2 separate regions of the Homo sapiens genome follow, and region 2 is linked to region 1. A link is an interaction called in ENCODE POLR2A ChIA-PET data of the cell type or tissue named here. Cell type or tissue: Caco-2. All regions are shown on one strand. Each heading gives the region's core, and the rest is flanking DNA. Links, peaks and the distances in the headings are about the cores only.

The links. ChIA-PET counts read pairs that join two places held together with the same protein. Peaks named below come from ENCODE experiments on the same cell type or tissue, not always from the same donor. Only the 100,000 strongest peaks of a DNase experiment are listed, where the experiment ranks them.
Region 2: POLR2A ChIA-PET joins it to region 1 with 6 read pairs; 6 of 35 experiments call an interaction of 5 or more read pairs at or near these places.

The regions. Positions count from the first base shown.
Region 1 is chr3:183,581,293-183,586,673 of GRCh38, forward strand. No RefSeq gene overlaps it. Among named protein-coding and RNA genes, the nearest start is that of KLHL6, 28 kb to the left of the region's middle. In Caco-2, for the core only: no CTCF peak of the experiment used is centred there; a DNase peak (open chromatin) is centred at 2,229.
Region 2 is chr3:183,703,866-183,709,246 of GRCh38, forward strand. The region is part of intron 1 of YEATS2 (YEATS domain containing 2); the gene reads left to right. Among named protein-coding and RNA genes, the nearest start is that of YEATS2, 8.8 kb to the left of the region's middle. In Caco-2, for the core only: no CTCF peak of the experiment used is centred there; no DNase peak of the experiment used is centred there.

The sequences.
Region 1 (5,381 bases), core at 231-5,230:
ACATAGTGAAACCCCGTCTCTACTAAAAATACAAAAATTAGCTGGGCATAGTGGTGTGTGCCTGTAATCCCAACTACTCAGGAGGCTGAGGCAGGAGAATTGCTTGAACCGGGGAGGTGGAAGTTGCAGTGATCTGAGATCGTGCTACTGCACTCCAGCCTGGGTGACAGAGCAAGACTCCGTCTCAAAAAAAAAAAAAAAAAAGTCCCTTTGCAAAAACATCCAGAACTAGACATATCTCACTACCCATACCCTACCCAGGACACCCTGGCCCTGCTTGTGTCTCTCCCTCCTTCTCCTTTCCCATCTTTTCAGTCACCACCAACCCCCAAGTGCAAATTTGCCTTAGGATTTCAGATGAGCCATTCAGCTCCTCCTCCCCAAGTTACCCAGGCTGGCCTTCAAGCAAACCCTTCAAGGAACAAATGGGCTATTTATTCATTGAGCAGAGGCCTTGACTTCATAGCTGTTTTTCTCTAATGTTCATCCTCCTGAAAGACAGCTGCCATTTCAAAGAGCCATTGACTCTTTGCTTTTGCTTTTCTGATGATGATACAATGAAAATCAAGCACAATGACTTTCTTCGTCATCTTCCATAAACAGTGGAAACTGTCCCCCCGCCCAACCTTTCTATTGCAGGTGCCTGGCCTATGGTAAGTGCACTCAGCTTTTCCAAGCTTAGAATAAACTGCTGAAATTACAAATTGGCAGGTGGTTTGGCCCTACTGGTTTATAGTGCTAGCTACTTAGGTTTAAAAATGGAAAGGGGGCCAGGTGTGGTGGCTCCTGCCTGTAATCCCAACACTTTGGGAGGCCGAGGTGGGTTGCAGTGAGCTGAGATTGAGCCACTGCATTCACTCCAGCCTCGGCAATAGAGTGAGACTCCATCTCAAAATAAAAAAAAAAAAAAATTATATATATATATATATATATATACATATATATACATAAGCAGAAAGGGTTTTAGTTTAAAATCCTGGTCAGACCAGGTCACAGCCCAAGGTCTGGCAGGCCCCATTTGGTTGACAAGCTCTGTATCAGCCTGTCTCAGGAGTGCTGCTGCCTGGACATTGGGCAGCTTACAAACAGGGCAAGTGGCTGGCTTTGTTTACCCTCATGTCATTTTTGGCTGGACAGTCATTTTGCTCTTTCCTCTGATCCTTCTCTGCCCTCCCTCCCCACACATCGAAAGCCAAAAGGGAGCAGATTCTAATTTTCTACATTCTCTGAAAAAATCAAACACTCACTTTCCATGTGTGTATGTATATATACACATTCATACACATATATGCACATATGTATATGTATGCATACATATGTATGTTTGTGCATATACATACGTTCATAGACTCCTAGAGTTCATCATAGTAATATTCAACCTTGGACAGCATGTTAAAATCACCTGAAGACAGTTTTTTTGTTGTTTTTTTGTTTTTTGAGATGGAGTCTCCCTCTTGTCACCCAGGCTGGAGTGCAATGGCGCGATCTTAGCCCACTGCAAGCTCTGCCTCCCGGGTTCAAGTGATTCTCCTGCCTCAGCTCCCCGAGTAGCTGGGATTACAGGTGCGCACCATCACGCCCAGCAAATTTGTGTGTTTTTAGCAGAGACTGCTAGTCTCTGCAGTGATTACAGAGTGCTAGTCAAGTCTGACCAGTAGCAACATAACAGCATCATCTGGGATGCAGAGTCTCAGGCCACATCCCAGACCTACTGAATCAGAATCTGCATTTTAACAGAGCCCAGTAATTCGTGTGCATGTTACAACTTGAGAAGCCCCGATCTAGTCAAGCTTTCATTTGGCAGATGAGGCCCAGAGAGGCTGAGTGATTTCAGGGGTCATGCTGTTAACTGGAGACTCAGATAGGACTGGAGCCCAGATCTCTTTACTGCTATTTCCATCACATTATCATTGTTCAGATTTAGCCAATGGTTAGATATTCCTCAAAAGTTTGTCATCTTTCTCAAGTTTATCACAGCTCTCTATGATTTCCTCTGTTCACACACACAAAAAATCACATTTAAAAAACATTTAAGGTTTTATTTTCTGCTGGTAGAGGACAAAATGATTAGATGGCATGACAAAAAAAAATTGAGAAAGGCATCACGGATAGATATAAAGAAAAGATGGAAGACATTTAGCAAAATGATTGCCACCTAATTTGTGGATCAGGAGACTGCAGGGCCATAGCTGATCTTGATAAAGAGGACAAAGTCTGCCTGCAATCTAGCAAGTGTGCCTCTTGTGACAGCCCAGAACTCAGCATGGGTGAGACACCAAAGTCTTCATCTTGGACCTGAGGAGATCTAAAAAGTGGGGCAGGTTATTTATAGGCTTGCAAGTTTCATAGATACGTTTGGTGTGAGAATAGTCCACATTTCATTATCACACATCATGGAAATGAAAAAAAAAATCCTATAGATCCATAGAAGACAAAGTTTTGCAGTCAGGGAGGCAGACTATGTCAGGAATTCGATCAATCCTACACTTCCCCAACCCTAGGAAACTGAGGGAAGCCCCTCCCACCAGGTTCCAGGCTCAGCCTTCCAGCTGCGCACCCTGTGCAGCTACTTTAAGCCCTCACACCCACCTCCAGAGTCACACCAGCCCCACAGGGAAGGAAACCCCCTCACAGATTTGCTATCCACAGCCTTCATTTGAAACAGCCTCTTTGGCCATTCCTCACACTTTCTTTCATTCTGTTTACGCTGCTTGTTTTGGGGGGTGATTTTGGCTCTCCACCCTGGCCACATGGCCTCAGGCTGCTTCAAGCAAACAGCCCTCCCCCATCTGACCTGACTGTGATCCTTGTACCCTGGCTCCACTCCTGTAAGTAGAACTATCTCCAGTCCTGAGAGTGGCATCAGGCCACCTACCATCAGTCCCAGGCCCAGGGGCACTCCTTCCTGAGTCCCTTGTCCCACCTTCTTAACACCATGGAAGCACCTTCCCAGCATTACTGTACCCATAAGGCTGCTGAAAGAAGAGGCCTCAGCCTTGGAGACCGAGAGCTGACTGATGCCATAGGGCTGACCCCAGTCGCTCCCTGCCCTGAAGCCTTTGCTGGGGTATTTTTCTGGCATATTAATGCAGTTTGTAATGTCCCAGCTGTGGCTCTGAGAAGAGGCGGAATGAATGGTGTTTTTGGTTTGCTGCCAGACGAGGGTGATCCGCATCCAAGGACACGTTCCTTATGTGATAAACACTGCTCCTCTGGCCATCTCTGGCAATAGTGAGCTCAAATAGCAGAAAACTCGTCTGTGAATGGCAAGGATTGCTGAAAAGTAACTCTCTGCCACTCCAAGGGGATATGCTATCAGGGAAAATACCCCTCTGCAAAGACATGCAGAATCTATGTTCCAGCCCCTTGGAGGCCTGCTCTCAGGAAGCCAGCTGGAAGCCAGGCCCAGACTGGGGCTGCACCAGAGAAGGAGGCAGCAGCTGTTACCAGATAATTAAAGTTAGGCCAAGTACAGATGAGTTCAGGAGGCTGATGTGAGAGTCAGGGTCAGGCAGGACATGAATCAGCTCAGGCCTGTAAAAAACCATTAGCTGTCAACAAAGGACAGGAACAGCCTATCTAAGCACTGTTCAAAGGTAAGAAAACTCTTAACTGTAGGGACATAACGAGTCTTCCTTCACAGAGCACCAACACCAGATCCTCTCTCTCACTCCCAATTGGCTTCGACTGGAGTCTGTTTTGGAGATACTGAGGAATCCCTGTGTCTCTTGTTATCAGATAATTTAACTAACAGGAAGCTCTTTTTCCTAGCTTGTGACATGATGAATGGATCAATGGGTGACTTCGTGAATAAGAGAGGGAAGTAGAAACAGGTGTACTCTATGGATAGAACCAATAGCAAAGATTTTGTTTAAGGACAGTTGGACTTATCAAACTGTCTCTAGAACCATACTGACAGTGAGTTTCAGGAATGCCCCAGTGAAGCTAGGGGTACAATCTTCATAGACTTCATGGACCAAGGGCAACAGTCATAACAACAGCAATCAGTTAGAGAGTTGAGAGTTAAACAGTTAGAGAGTTGCTGCTATGGTCAAGAATTGTGTTACATGCTGTATTAGGATTCTTGCTGCTGAGTAAAAAAACCCAGCTCAAATGGACACATTGGATATCAACCTTTACCAAAATTCATTTGAAAATAAACTTTTTGTTTTAAAATATTTGGTTTCTCTACAAGGCTCAAATCCTCTAAGGTTTATAGAGATAGGAGGAGAAAGGTAAGACAGACTTTGCATTTTATCATGCCTATAAAGTGTTTTAGCATGCTGAGTTGTAAGCCAAAAATCTACCACCATAACGATCATACCACTATTTGTTGGGTCCTTTCCATGTATCAAACCACTGAACCCAAACAACTTTGCAAAGGGTAATTTTGTCATAGACGAAGATTACGGTTCAGAGAGGTTAAGCAAATTTCCCAAGATCATTAAGCCATACGTGACAGAGATGGAATTTGAGCCCAGGTGTCTCTGACCCCCAAAGCCCATGTGTTTTCCACCATAGCGTGTTGGTCAAATAGTCATTGGCGTCTATTGCTATTTGCAGTTTGAATTTGGTTGTGAGGAGGGGATGGGGGTTATAAACACACAATGGGGCCAGGTGCGGTGGCTCACGCCCGTAATCCCAGCACTTTGGGAGGCTGAGGCAGGCAGATCACGAGGTCAGGAGATCGAGACCATCCTGGCTAACATGGAGAAACACTGTCTCTACGAAAAATACAAAAAAATTAGCTGGGCATGGTGGCGGGCACCTGTAGTCCCAGCTACTCAGGAGGCTGAGGCAGGAGAATGATGTGAACCTGGGGGGGCGGAGCTTGCAGTGAGCTGAGATCGTGCCACTGCACTCCAGCCTGGGCAACAGAGCGAGACTCCATCTCAAATAAATAAATAAAAATAAAAAATTAATAAATACACAATGATATCCCCAAATTTCTCATTGTTTCTATGGCTCACAGAACCTCACCCAAGACACCGTGGATCTTCTATTAGTTGGGTGTGCACGAGACATTTTTCAGCCTTAGGAGGTCTTGAGGGCTCCAGTGTAGGTACATGCTCTGATTGCAAGGAGGGAGGTGTCCACCTGTGCCCTCTGCATGGAAGGGATTGTCACTCTGTATGGCCATCAAAGGGTGGAATGCTTAAAGTATTGCCCTTCTTGCCATTCTAGCAGGATTTTCTTGGAGAGGGGCTGCCCAAGCCTTGAGAAGTTTTCTTATCTTTCATCTTCTAACTCAAAAGAAAACGAAATGAATTTCTGTTAACATCTAGTGTCCCCTGGCCCTGAACATTCTCCTATCCTTCTCTTCCCAGGTAACACAGTGGTGTAGGGCGGCGGCTCACTCAGTTGGAGGAAACCACACCTTC
Region 2 (5,381 bases), core at 196-5,195, 120 kb after region 1:
ATGTTCCTAAAGGGGCCAGGCGTAGTGGCTCACGCTTGTAATCCCAGCACTTTGGGAGGCTGAGGCAGGCGGATCACCTGAGGTCAGGAGTTCAACCCTCCCTCTACTAAAAAAATAAAATAAAATAAAATAAAAAATAGCCAGATGTGGTGGTGGGTGCCTGCAGTCCCAGCTACTTAGGAGGCTGAGGCAGGAGAATCACTCCAACCTGGGAGGCAGAGGTTGCAGTGAGCCGATATTGCGCCACTGCAATCCAGCTTGGGCAACAGAGTGAGACTCCATCTCAAAAAAAAAAAAAAAGCTTCCTAAAGCTTCAACAGTAGACTTGTGTAGTACAAATCCCCTTCGTTCTAGATCTCCCCACTTTGGTTTTAGGATTTAGCCTTTGTTCGTTCTGCTTGTTTCTTTTTCTGTTGCTGGCAATAAAACTTTCCAGTTATGATGCATTATGCTTTTAATACCCTGCTGGATTGGATTTGTATGTGTATTTGCAGTGAAAGCTTGTTTGCCATTTTCCTCTGATGGTGACTTTTGACCACATTTCCATAGGTTTGGAGATACTGTGTTCTCGTTAGTTTTTAAATAGTCTGTTACTTTAGTTTTAATTTCTTCTTTGAGTCATGAGTTATTAGAAGAGTGTCTTATTTTCCATATCATGGTGAGCTAATATTAATTTTTATTAAGATCAGAATGTGGCTGTAATATTTCTACATTTTGCAGTAATTTGAGACTTTCTTCATATCTTACTGTATGATTTACATTTTATGAACTTTTTTTTTTTTGAGACAGAGTCTCACTCTGTTGCCCAGGCTGGAGTGCAGTGGCGTGATTTCGGCTCACTGCAACCTCCACTTCCTGGGTTCAGCAGTTCTCCTGCCTCAGCCTCCCAAGTAGCTGGGATTACAGGTATCCACAACTATGCCCAGCTAATTTTTGTATTTTTAGTAGAGACGGGGTTTTACCACATTGGCCAGGCTAGTTTCAAACTCCTGTCCTCAAGTGATCCACCCACCTTGGACTCCCAAAATGCTGGGATTACAGGCATGAGCCACTGCATCCGACCTTAATGAACTTTTATAGATATTTTTAAAAGATTTTTTTCTGTTGGGTTCAGAGTTGTGTGTATTTGTTAATTCTGGCTTGTTAATTACCAGATATATATCTATATCATCTTTTTTGTTTGTTGTGTTTGTTTTGTTTGAGACGGGGTCTGGCTCTGTCACCCAGGCTGGAGGTGCAACGGCGCGATCTCAGCTTAACTGCAGGCTCCATCTCCTGGGCTCAAGCAATCCTCCTACCTCAGCTGCCCAAGTAGCTGGGAGTACAGGTGCTTGCCACTACTCCTAACTAATTTTTGTATTGTTTGTAGAGACAGGGTTTCACTGTGTTGCCCAGGGTGGTCTTGAACTCCTGAGCTCAAGCGAGTCACCTGCCTCAACTTCCCAAACTGCTGGGATTACAAGCGTGAGCCACCACGCCCGGCCTATCATCTGTATTTTTATAAATTGTCTTAATCTTTTAAATTTTATATAGAGATGTGTGATTTCTTAAACTTTCCTTTTTCTGTTTGTTGTATGTATTTTGATACTATATTGTTGGATGTATAGTTTAAGATGTATTTTTGTGATTGTGCCTTTAATAACATCATCTTTATCATGTTATTTTTTTTGCCTTGAATTCTATTATTAATATTGCCTTGCTTACTGTCTTTTTGTTTGCATGTGTCTGTGTATAATAACTTTGTACATTCTTTTAAACATTTAGCTAAAGAGCCTTTAAAGATGTAGCAATATCAACAAATAGATTAATGATGAAAACTAATGTAAGGTAGTAGTTATGTTCCCTGTGGTCATTTATATTTTGGCAGATATTTTAGTTAATCCTTCATTTATGGCTGGGCGCAGTGGCTCACGCCTCTAATCCCAGCACTTTGGGAGGCCGGGGCAGGCAGATCACGAGTTGAGGAGATCGAGACCATCCTGGCTAACATGGTGGAACTCCATCTTTAGTAAAAATGCAAAAAAATTAGCCAGGCATGGTGGCGGGCGCCTGTAGTCCCAGCTACTCGGGAGGCTGAGGCAGGAGAATGGCCTGACCCGGGAGGCGGAGCTTGTAGTGAGCCAAGATCGCACCACTGCACTCCATCCTGGGTGACAGAGCAAGACTGTTTCAAAAAAAAAAAAAAAATCCTTCATTTATTTTTCCAGATAGTAATATTGAGCACTTCCAGGAACTTTGGAGGGAGAAGGTAGGGAGAGCTGTGTTGGATGGGGCACGGTCAAGGAAGGCCCCTGATAAGGGGGAGATTTCAGCTGGAATCTGATTAAGCTAACCTAAGAAAAGAGCATTCCAGATAGAAGGAGCCATGATTCCAAAAGCTCAAAGGAAAATTGGGAGTATATTTGAGGGATAGAAAACCAACCTGTCTGGATCTTAAAGATTAAGGATGGAGAGGGAGACAGGGCGCAGTTCACATCTCTTAGGTCATGTTAAGGAATGGAAATTTGTTCTAAATGTTATGAAAAGCTATTTGAAGGATTCAAGCAGGGGATGACATGATCAGAAAAATATTCTTATTGTCCTTTTCTAAAGTGAGGTATAGTTTACAGACAGTGAAATACAGATTTTGCGTGTACAGTTGGGTGTTTTTGCAATTGGATATACATACCCATCTAACCTACACTCTTATTAAGATTAGTGGAGCACTGTGGGAGGCCAAGACGGGCAGATCACCTGAGATCGGGAGTTCGAGACCAGCATGACCAACATGGAGAAACCCCGTCTCTACTAAAAATACAAAATTAGCCCGGCGCGGTGGCGCATACTTGTAATCCCAGCTACCCAGGAGGCTGAGGCAGGAGAATCGCTTGAACCCGGGAGGCGGAGGTTGCCGCGAGCTGAGATTGTGCCATTGCACTCCAGCCTGGACAACAAGAGCGAAACTCTGTCTCAAAAAAAAAAAAGTTAGGTGGAGCATTGGTAATCCAAAAATCTGAATCTTAAATGCTCCAAAATCTGAAACTTCTTAAGCACCAACATGATGCCACAGTGGAAAATTTCACACCTGACCTTGTGACTGGTCAGTTAAAACATAGTCAAAACTTTGTGTTATGTTTTGAATTATTTAAAATGTTGTATAAAATTACCTTCAGGCTCTGTGTGTAAGATATTTATGAAGCGTAAATGAATTTCATGTTTAGATTTGGGTTCCTTCCCAAAGATATCTTACTATGTATATGCAAATATTCCAAAATCCAAAACAGTATGAAATCTGAAACAGTTCTGGTCCCAGGCATCTTGGGTAAGGAATACTCAACCTGAATAAAATATTTCTAAGAAAAAAGTCTTCATTCCTCTTCCCAGTCAGTCCCTAACACCAGCACCTCCAACTATGATTCTCATTTCTTTCACTATAGATTAATTTGTCTCTTCTAGAACTTAAGTGGGATAATTTAGCTTGTACTCTTGTGTTTGCCTTCTTTGGCTTGCCATAATGATTTTGAGGTTCATTTCTGTTGTTGCCTGCATCAAGAGTTCATTGAGTATACCACGATTTGTTCGTCCATTCCTCTGGTTTGGACTTTTGAGACATTTTTGAAATGTCATTGGCTAATGGAAAATGGATTGTAGAGTCTTATTCAGATATTTAATAAAGGAACACTGGTTGTCTTGTTTACAAAAGAGAATGTATTTTCTTTTAAGACTGTAGAAAGGACAGGGCCAGGAACTATGAAATCATTATCAGCATCTTAGGAATGCCTGTCTGTATGGAAGCAGATAGAAAATGATTGTACTACTCCCCTTCCCCACCTATTTTTTTTTTTTTTTTTTTTTTTGAGACGAAGTCTCACTCTGTCACCCAGGCTGGAGTGCAGTGGCGCAATCTCGGATCACTGCAACCTCTGCCTCCCGGGTTCAAGCAATTCTCCTGCCCTGAGTAGCTGGGATAACAGTGCATGCCACCATGCCCAGCTAATTTTTTGTATTTTTGGTAGAGACGGGGTTTCACCGTGTTGATGAGGCCGGTCTCGAACTCCTGACCTCGTGATCCACCCGCCTTGGCCTCCCAAAGTGCTGAGATTATAGGCGTGAGCAGCCAGCATGCCCGGCGTCCCCCTCCCCAACTTTAAACCAGATGGGAAGTCTTGAGTGAGAGCCCCAAGTTCAGTGGTTCTGATATTCAAATGATGTGAGGCACATAGAATTATTGAGATGATACCTCATATGATATATGGCAAATCTTTCAAGTGTCTAATTTATCAGATTTTACTCCTTTCTCCTCAAGAATTGGCCACTTTTTTTTTTTTTTTTTTTTGATACGGAGTCTTGCTCTGTCACCAGGCTGGAGTGCAGTGGCACGATCTCGGCTCACTGCAACCTCTGCCTCCTGGGTTCAAGCAGTTCTCCTGACTCAGCCTCCCGAGTAGCTGGGACTACAGGCACTCGCCACCACATCCAGCTAATTTTTGTATTTTTAGTAGAGATGGGGTTTCACCATGTTGTTGGCCACATCTTATATGATGTGTTTGCAAAACACAATGGTAGAGTTCTAGGACTGGCTTCTGGGGTTCTCCATCTTCCCTGACTCGAGAGCTAAGACCTCGAATTTCCAGTGACTGTACATTACATCATCTTTATGGTTTTTATTATACAATTTTCTTTTCAAAATTATTTTTCTCTTGGGTTTTATTTTAAAGTATAAAACATTAAATGTTTTGTTTGGGGCCAGGGGTGGTGGCTTACAAATCTCAGCACTTTGGAAGGCCAAGGCCAGAGGATCTCTTGAGGCCAGGAGTTCAAGACCACTCTGGGCAACATAGTGAGACCCCCGTCTCTTTAAAAAATAAAAAGATTAGCAGGTATGGGCACACACCTGTAGTCCCATCTACTCGGAAGGCTGAGGCAGGAGGATCACTTGAGCCCAGGATTCCAAGGTTGCAGTGAGCTATGCTTGTGCCACTGTACTCCAGTCTGGATGGCAGAGTAAGACTCTGTCTCTAAAAAAATTTTTTTTGGCCAGGCGCGGTGGCTCACACTTGTAATCCCAGCATTTTGGGAGGCCGAGGTGGGCGGATCACAAGGTCAGAGATTCGAGACCAGCCTGGCCAACATAGTGAAATCCCGTCTCTTCTAAAAATAAAAAAATGAGCTGAGAGTGGTGGCACACACCAGTAATCCCAGCTACTCAGACAGTTGAGGCAGGAGAATAGCTTGAACCCAGGAGGCAGAGGTTGCAGTGAGCCAAGATCATGCCATTGCAGTCCAGCCTGGGCGACAAAAGTGAGACTCTGTCTCAAAAAAAAAAAGTTTGGTTTTCTTTTTGGTTTCTAACCTTTGTCAAAAACTCAGACTTGGTTATGTTATTTGAATGGATATGGTAT